Linked DNA regions of Homo sapiens: region 1 is linked to region 2. The links are chromatin contacts, found by Hi-C or POLR2A ChIA-PET in ENCODE. All regions are on one chromosome and are shown on one strand. The core of a region is the stretch at or near the end of the contact, and the rest is flanking DNA. Distances in the headings are between cores, read along the strand shown. Region 1 holds the start of NUP210 (nucleoporin 210). Region 2 has its middle 160 kb from the start of NUP210.

Region 1 (4,202 bases), core at 686-3,185, 160 kb before region 2:
CTTTTGTGCTTTTGTAGTGTTTGTTTTCCAGTCCGTATAATTCCCTGGAGCTTCATCCAAGATGGATGTATTAGCAGTTCATTTCTTTTTTTGCTGAATAATATTCCATGGCATAGATGTGCCACAGTATTTAATCATCACCCATGAAGGACCTCTGTGCTGTTTCCAGTTTGGGCCTATTTGATAAAGCTGCTATGAATGTTTTATGTACAGGTGATTGTGGGAACATCACTTTTCATTTCTCTAGGATATATGTCCAAGAGTGAGATTTACCTGCCTCGCAAGACATATGTATATGTATGTATATGTGCCATATTTCATATATACATATGTGTGTGCATGTATGTGTATGTGTGTGCATGTGTGCCATGTTTTATATATATATATGCTTGTTTATGCATAAAATTTCTCTGGATGTATACTCAAGTGGGAAACACTCATTGCCTGTAGGGAAGGGTATTGGGTGATGGGGAGGGAGAGGAATCACTTTCACTTGGAACCCTTTTGAGCCTAAGTTTCAACCATCTGTCTGGATTACCTGTTGGAAAACAAATCAATCTTGTGCAACCCAGAAGACACCCACAGACTTCCTCACAAATACCCTCTGAGGCTGCCTTTTCCGCGCAAGTCTGTTTTTTGTTTCTTCAAAGGGAGCCCGTTGGAATTCCCCTCCCAGAGCACCTGGTTCCACACAGGGCCGACCCTCACCCCCTTAGTTCTGGTTATCTCCAGAGATTTCCCCCAACACACACATTCCCTGGTCTAGGGCCCTCAGGCTTCGAGGGTGACCCCAAACACCCCGCATCACCATCCAAAAGCCCCATGATCCCTGAGGGGCAGGCTCAGCCTATGCGGGCCTCGCTGAAGCCCAGTGCGGTGTCTATGCCCAACCCAGGGGCCGCCGCCTCCAAAAAGCCTTCCTAGCCTTACTGACATTTATCCTCTCCTTCCTGGTCACCCAGTGGCATCGTTGTGTGTCTTCCTGGTTACAGTCAGCATCCACTTCCTGCACTCCTCAGACAGCCGGCCAGTGCACCCTCACCCCACCCTTTCCTGACCTCCCGCTAGGCTGGGCCTTCTCTGCAAGGCTAGATTCATATTTTAGCGGCACCAAGCAGTCAGGTGCCTGCTGACGCATGCCTTCATGCAATTCACGACAGACAGCTAAAAGCCACAGAGCACAGCGCGGAATCTAAGGCCTTCCATTGGTGTGCAGGTGGATTCCGCGGTGCTAAACTTTCTTTTGTGGGTGTGGGGGCCGTGGAGGGGGTTGTGCTCTGGCAGCGTTGGCGCCCTAAATGACCTATAGGTAACCTCTAATGGCTTCCGCAGGGGGTGCAGTGCGGAGGACAAGAGCTTGGGGCTCTCTGGCTGAGTGATCTGGGGGCCATTCAACCGGTTTTTTCCTGGAGAAATGGGAATCTTAAGGCCTCTCTGGAAAGGGTGTGAGGGGGTCGAGGGGGAGCGGGCCCCGGGCCTTCAGCGCTTCAGCAGGTGGCTTCCCTTTGCGAGCCCGGGGTCCCTCTTCTGGGAAGCATGGGCTGGGACAAGGCAGGCGCCGGTTTTCTGCATCCCAAATGTCCTGGGGCATGTGTCCCTTCCTTGCTGACCGTGGGTCCGGGCCAGAGCGCAAGGTCCAAAGCCGGCGGCTTGGCTCCACCGCCAGGGGCAAATACCAGGGCGGGATGCGTGCTGCGGGGCGCCCCGGGGGCTCCCCCTTGGGACTTCTAGGGTCCAGGGGTCCCCGCGGGCGCGCCCCAAGCCTTCTCCCTCAGCTCCGGGGGCCCGGGCGCGCGCCCATCCCCCAGCCCCGCGTCCCTGCGCGAGGGCCGGGCTGGGGGTGGGGTCGCCGCGAGCTCGGCCCCCAGAGTTCCCGCGCTCAGGCCCAGGAAGCGGCGGCCGCCGACGGCCCTCGCCCCGCCCCCGCGCTCATCACCTGCTGGCCTGGCGCGCGCGCGGGCGGGAGCGGAGGGCAACGGGGCGGCGCGGGCGGCCGGGCGCAGGGTCGCGGGAGGTGACGCGCGGCGAGGATGGCGGCGCGGGGCCGGGGGCTGCTGCTGCTGACGCTGTCGGTGCTGTTGGCGGCGGGCCCCTCCGCCGCTGCGGCCAAGCTCAACATCCCCAAAGTGCTGCTGCCCTTCACGCGGGCCACGCGCGTTAACTTCACGCTGGAGGCCTCGGAGGGCTGCTACCGCTGGTGAGGCGCGCGGCCGGGCCGGGCGGGCGCCGTGGGCCGGGCTGGGCCTTCGCGCTGAGAGGCTGGGCGGGCGCCGGGAGGCCGGCAGAGCCGGCAGGTGCGCGGCGCGCTCTCGCTGGGCGCTAGGCTGCAGCACTCGGAGCGGCGGGTGCGCGTGGGTCGCCACCACTGCTCATGTCATGGCGCCGTCCGGGCCTCCGCGCCGCTGAGGCGCGAGCAGAGCGGGCGCAGCCTGGCGGCCGTGACCCGCGTGTTCTGGGTTGTGCGGGAGGAGGGGTGGCCTGGGGAGCGGCGTCTGGGACCGCAGGGCCCAAGCCGGCCGGGCCCGAGCCGGCCTGACCCGGGAGGGGGCGCCGGGGCAGCTGGGCCGCACTTCCCTTGAGTCTGGGACCCCAGCTCGGGTTTGTCTGTGACCGCCCTCGCCCTGGCGTGGGAAGTGAGTCTGTGAAACGAAGCGCAGCGCCTAGCGTCGCGGGGAGGAACGGAGACCCTGGAGGAAAGGAGTTTTGGAGGGAAGCCCAGGGGCCGCTTTACAGAGGCGAAGTGAGACGAGGCAGGCCGGCGCTTCCCCTCAGGCTGCCTCGGCGCGGGTCCTGATGCTCAGGGCATTTCCATCACCCTCCCTCTCGGGTTGGGAGTTCTCCAAGGGGTCGGATGCGGAGTGTGACCCTGTGGAACCACAGGGACCCATGAAACCAGAGACCGACACTGACAGGGCGGTGCAGTCCAGCCCTTCCATTTTGCAGACCAGGGGAAATGGAGCTCCTGCCCCTGGCAAGGCTGCGTGGGCACGACTGAGCGCCCTTAGCTTCCCAGCCCAGCCGTCCTAGGGGTGAAAAGATGGGCTTCCGCCCTTCCCACCCCCAGGATGCTCAGTAGTTGCTCCCTTTATTTCTGTTTCAAGACTGGGTCAAGGTTGAGGCAGAACGGGGTGTGACCACGTGACAGCCATGTGTGTAAGCCTGGACATGTGTGTGTCAAGCCTGTTTGAGTATTAGTCTGTGCGTGTATGTAAGTGTGATGCCCGAAGCTCAGACCAGCCAGCTTTCTCTGTTGCTTGCACTATTTGCCCTATTTCTTTCTTTCTTTTTTTTTTTTTTTTTTTTTTTTTGAGACGGAGTTTTGCTTTGTCGTCCATGCTGACGTGCAGTGGTGCGATTTCGGCTCACTGCAACCTCCACCTCCCGGGTTCAAGCGATTCTCCCGCCTCGTAGCTGGGATTACAGGTGCAGGCCACCTGGCTAATTTTGTTTGTTTGTTTGTTTGTTTTTAGAGTGCACTCCAGCCCTTGTTGCCCAGGCTGGAGTGCAATGGCGCGATCTCTGTCCACTGCAACTTCCGCCTCCCCGGTTCAAGCGATTCTCCTGCCTCAGCCTCCCGAGTAGCTGGGATTACAGGCGCCCGCCACAACACCCAGCTAGTTTTTTGCATTTTAGTAGAGACGGGGTTTCACTATGTTGGCCAGGCTGGTCTCAAACTCTGGATTCACTGTGTTGGCCAGGCTGGTCTTGAACTCCTCAAGACCAAGGAGAACTCCTCAAGCGATCCACCTGCCTCAGCTTCCCAAAATGCTGAGATTACAGGCGTGAGCCACCATGCCTGGCTTGTCTGGCCAATTTTTGTATTTTTAGTAAAGATGGGGTTTCACTATGTTGGTCAGGCTGGTCTCGAACTCCTGACCTCAAGTGATCCCGCCGCCTCTGCCTCCCAAAGTGCTGGGATTACAGGCGTGAGCCACTGCACCCGGCCTGCCCTATTTCTTTTTTGAAGGTCTCCTTCCTGAAATCAAGACGTACTAGGTCAGCCCATTGCATTTTGGTTTTAGTGCTTTATGCACCTGGAGGCTCCTATTTCTGGCCTGATGCCAGAGGCTGAACTTGGGCATTAGGTTTTCTGTATCCCAGTCTAAGGCCTAGTCTTGTGTGGGAAAATCAGCTGTTAGTCAATACTGTGGCGGGGATACATGCTCATTCTCTTGTTGAAGCTGTCTGTCCTCTCAGTATGT
Region 2 (4,600 bases), core at 1,907-4,406:
TCCTAGGGGATGCTGGGTGTCTTGTCACAGTTAGGGCAGCATCTAGCTGTGGTGGGGCCGGCAGGGATCTCGCAGGGAAAGAGCCTTTGGGCCAGTGAGGTTGCCCTGCACGGGCCGAGGAGGAGGCAAGACTTGATTCACTTGGACAGGTTGAGGGGACGCATGACCAGACCTTCTGGATCAGGGTCACTTCTCAGGGGCTGGAAATGGTGCTCCTCTGCTTTCCAGGGGGAGAAGGGGTATCAGGGCTGCAGCTCCCACCTTCTTATCCTTCTGCCCTCAGCCATGCTGCTGAGAGAAAGAGAGGCAGACAGACAGACAGAGAGACACAGAGAGACAGAAACAGAAAGAGAGAGGGAGAGACACAGTGATAGAGAGACAGAGAGAGACAGAGAGAGGGACAGAGATAGGGATAGACAGAAAGAGAGGGAGAGGAGGGGGAGAGAACCAGAGGGATAGAGTGAGAGGGAAGGGGTGGGCTGGGTGACAGTCCCCCGAGAGAGGCAGAGACTGTATGTGTTTGACCCCTTTTGACCCTCCTGCCCTCTCCTCCGTCCTCCTCCCGCTTGTTGAATTAGTGATTGATTCGTTCACCCATTCACTTGCTTCGCGAGCCTGCCAGGCCTACCCTCAGTGCCAGCCTTCCTGCAGAGTGATGCTAGAGCCCGGAGATGCCAAGCCAGTCCCCCAGGGGTGCCATGTGGTGAGAGGGAGCTGGAGGGAGGGAGGGGAGGAGGGGGTGCCGGGCACCTGTCAGAAAATGCTACATTTTGTAGATGATGTCCCATGCGGTTTGACTTGGAGACAGATGAGAACTAGAACAGGAACCCAGGCGAACACAAGACCGAGACCCAGGAGAGCAGGCAGCGGGGCGTGTTTTCACCGTGTCCGCCCTTCTGCCCCTGCTGTCCTTAGAGCCCTCGGCCTCCGGTGGGCATCACGGCAGCCAGATGGTTTCCATGGGCAGGTCAGGGCCTAGTGAGTCGGCCTGGACTGGAAAACCAGTTTAAGTTTGGAGGGAAGTTGTGACAGACAGTGTGGCAGGCGGGAGACACAAAGCCTGAACTGGAGGCTGGGAGAACACAGGAGCCTGTGCTTGGTGGAGCAGCCACTCCAGGGAAGGGGACTTTCCAGCCAGGCTGGCTGGGGTCAGTGGCCTGGCCGGCGCCGTCCGGCTCAAAAGCCCAGGCCAGGAGCTTTAAGGCTATTTATATCCACTCCAGCAAATCTTTTGATCTTGATGATTCTGTACCAAGCCTGTGTGGTGCTGGCTTGTGCACGTTGGAAGCCCAGGCGGACAGGCGCAGGGACAAGGACGCAAATCCAGAGACCGGCTGGGCCAGCAGACTTTCTTGTCCACGACTTCAGCTCAGAGAACTGTGGCTCAGAGGGGCTGAGAGCTTGGCTGAGGTCACCAGCAAGCGTGCGCCCAGCCCGGCGCTCCAGGATCCACTCCAGCCTTAGGGCAAGGGGGAGGCTGGCAGGGACGGGGCACTGGGTGAGTACCTACTTTAAAAAAAAAAGTGGGGCTGGGCACATTGGGCACAAAGAGCCTGTAATCCCAGCACTTTGAGAGGCCAAGGCGGTCCAATCACGAGGTCAGGAGTTCAAGACCAGCCTGGCCAACATGTGAAATCCCATCTCTACTAAAAATACAAAAAATTAGTCGGGCGTGGTGGCGCGTGCCTGCAATCCCAGCTACTTGGGAGGATGAGGCAAGAGAATCGCTTGAACCCAGGAGGTGGAGGTTGCAGTGAGTGGAGATCACGCCATTGCACTTCAGCCTGGGTGACAGAGCATGACTCTCAAAAAAAAAAAGTGTCAGGTACTTTCCCCCCCCCCCCAAAAAAAAAAGTGTCAGGTACTTTTTTCCCCCCAAAGGAGGGTTGTGTATTTTATCTTTTAAAATAGTGATAAATGCACAAAATATAAAATTCACCTTTTCACCATTTTTAAGTGTGTAGTTTAATGGCATTAGGTATATTCACATTGGTTTTTTGTTTTGTTTTGTTTTGTTTTGTTTGAGACAGGGTCTCGATCTATCACCTAGGCTGAAGTGCGGTGGTGTGATATGGCTCACTGCAACCTCTGCCTCCGAGGCTCAAGAGATTCTCAAGCCTCAGCCTCCTGAGTAGCAGGGAATACATGCATGTACCACTGCACCCAGTTAATTTCTGTATATTTTTAGTAGAGACAAGGTTTCACCATGTTTACCAGGCTGGTCTCGAACTCCTGGCCTCATGTGATCTGTCCACCTTGGCCTCCCAAAGTGCTGGGAACATTCACATTGTTGTGCAACCGTGTTCACCACCGAGCTCCAGAACTCTTCATCCTCCCACACTGAAACTCTGCCCCTGTTAAACATTCACTCCCCCTCCCCTCCCCCAGCCACTTCCTGTGTCTGTGAACTGGATTGCTCTAGGGACTGCACACAAGGAGAATCCTGCAATATTTGTTCTTTTGTGAGTGGCTTATTCACTCAGCACAATGTCCTCCAAGTTCACCCATGTTCCAGCATGGATCAGAATTTCCTTCCTTTTTAAGGCTGAGTAACTTTCCATTGTGTGGACAGACCACATTTGTTTATCCGGTCATCTGTTGCTGCACAGTTGGGTGTTTCCACCTTTTGGCTATTGTGAATGAAGCCATGTGCATTGGGTGTGCTAACACTTCTTCAAGACCCTGCTTTCAGTTCTTTTGGGGGAACATACCAGGAAATGGGGTTGCTGGGTGCTGGGGTGATGTGGCAGGTCCTTCTAGCTCTACGAACTCCGTCCTAGCGTAACCCTCAAGGCAGGTGTTACTATCTGCATTTTATAGACCAGGAAACTGTGGCAGTGGAATGGTGGGTAAAGACAGGAATGGTTTCAGGATAGCCCCAGGCCCCTCCAGTGTGCTGGCTCCTACCCTAAGAGGGACGGGGACAGGCTTGCTCCCTCACCTCCTTTTTTTGAAAACAATTTTCATTATGTATTTATGTATTTATTTTTGAGGCAAGGTCTTCATCCTGCTGAGGAAGAAGACAGGAAAGTGTTGAGCGCACAGACCCCGGTGCATAGTATGTGGTCAGTTGTTATCGTGGCTCATATTGTCCTCTCAGGACTGACCCCGTTCACCTGGGGAAGTGTGGCTCAGGTCCAGCGGCTCATGACTCTTGAGCATCCAGCACACCAGGGAGCTGGCCTGCTCCAGGCCTGGCTTTATGGTCACAGGAAAAGGTGCTTGTTCCTGTTGCCTGAGTTTACAGCAGTGAGTGCAAAAATGGCTTCACGCTCTTACAGGAGCTGCCTATTTTCCCAAGATGTCAAGTGTACTGATTTATGAAAGTTGCCCAAGGAAAAACTGGGCAGATATTTTACAAATCCATAAAATCCCAGAGCACGGCATTTTTACGTTGGCTTCTGGCTCACCTGCTAGGGACGCAGCCACCCAGGGTCTTGCCTAACAAGGCTTGTAGCATTGAGTGCCATAAATTATGGAAGGAACTGAGCTGTGTGAATTTCATGGGTGAATTTCACGGGTATGTTGTCAAGGGGAGATTTATTGGGGATTTTGGGGTGAGGCTTCAACTCTGTAAGCTCTCAGGGACCATGCATCCCTGGCTCTGCCCTGGGAGCTCAGGGGACAGATGCTTGGTCACCAGCTCCTTGCAGCACATGTGATGACGGGGGTGGGGGATGGGGGAGATGGGAACAGACTGCAGAGGACATGATTCTGGAGACTTGGGGCTTTGCTCGCTGTCTGGGGTTGAGTTCTCCGGGAACAGGCTCTAAGATGGGATTTGTGTGAAAGGGGATACACTGGGAGCTCTCGGGCACAGCACTCATTCGAGGGGCTGGATGGGTAGAGGGGGCATCGAGGGGCATGGCGTGGTCTCTGCAGAGGCCTCCCATAGCCAATGCCACCAGAGCTCTGGAGCTGGGAAGGCTCTGAAGGGGTGTCCCTAATCAAGGCCAGGGCACTGCCCTTTGTCCCTCCACATCGACCGGACATTGTGTGTGGCCCCTGGGGGAGGGAGGCGTGACCTTGGCCAAGGACAGTCCTCAAGTGGTACTCAGCTGGGAGCCCTCAGCAGCCAGCACTCCTGGCAGGCGGGGACAGGGAACAGGTCCTGGAGGGCGCCTGGGCGGCCTCCCCAGTGTCCGCTATAGCTGGTCAGGCTGATCTTTCTATATACAAATCAAGTGCCATGTCCTCGCCTCTGAAAAATCTGTCCCTCACTCTTGGGAGGTAGGGAGAGAGTGATGGCAGCTTGAGGCCGTCGGTCAGGGAAGACCTTGGCCATCCCCAGTCCCCACACCTCTCAACCCTTCATTTCCACCAGTCTCTGCTGTGGGGGCTGGGTGGCCTCTGCACTGCCCAGCACTGGGGACTCCTCATATGCACCATGTGTCCTGCTCAGCACAGAGGACCCCCTCCACTCTCCTCTTCCTTCAAAGCTTTCAGCCTCCTTGGCTGGGCCTGTCTCCCGGGCCCCAGGACAATGTGGCTTTCTCCTTCCACGCCCCGTGCACCCTGCCAGGAGGACTGTGGAGCCGGCACCAAGGTCAGCTTCTTGGCCATCGTGGTCTCTGTGTCCTCAGTCCCTGCATAGTGTCTG

What was found. Hi-C counts contacts between places; a loop is a spot of excess contacts on that map. ChIA-PET counts read pairs that join two places held with the same protein, here RNA polymerase II (POLR2A). Pooled maps may share reads with other maps.
Region 1: a pooled map shows a loop between it and region 2 (5-fold over the local background). The contact joins the promoter of NUP210 here to the enhancer-like site in region 2. A Hi-C loop is called at or near these places in 1 of 37 single-sample maps with no recorded cell type and 3 of 50 pooled maps. POLR2A ChIA-PET finds 5 or more read pairs at or near these places in 3 of 52 experiments (AG04449, WTC11 and activated CD8-positive, alpha-beta memory T cell).

The regions. Positions count from the first base shown.
Region 1 is chr3:13,418,055-13,422,256 of GRCh38, reverse strand. It overlaps NUP210 (nucleoporin 210), which reads left to right and starts at 1,935. Exons shown (of 40, transcript NM_024923.4): 1 at 1,935-2,197. The coding sequence starts at 2,031. RefSeq lists silencers at 1,701-2,100, 2,151-2,720.
Region 2 is chr3:13,260,672-13,265,271 of GRCh38, reverse strand. It overlaps a transcript of IQSEC1 not described here. Among named protein-coding and RNA genes, the nearest start is that of NUP210, 160 kb to the left of the region's middle. RefSeq lists an enhancer at 4,298-4,600. Within about 2 kb of position 3,156, at least 5 of the 41 ENCODE cell types and tissues checked have a DNase peak (open chromatin) inside an H3K27ac peak, as active enhancers do.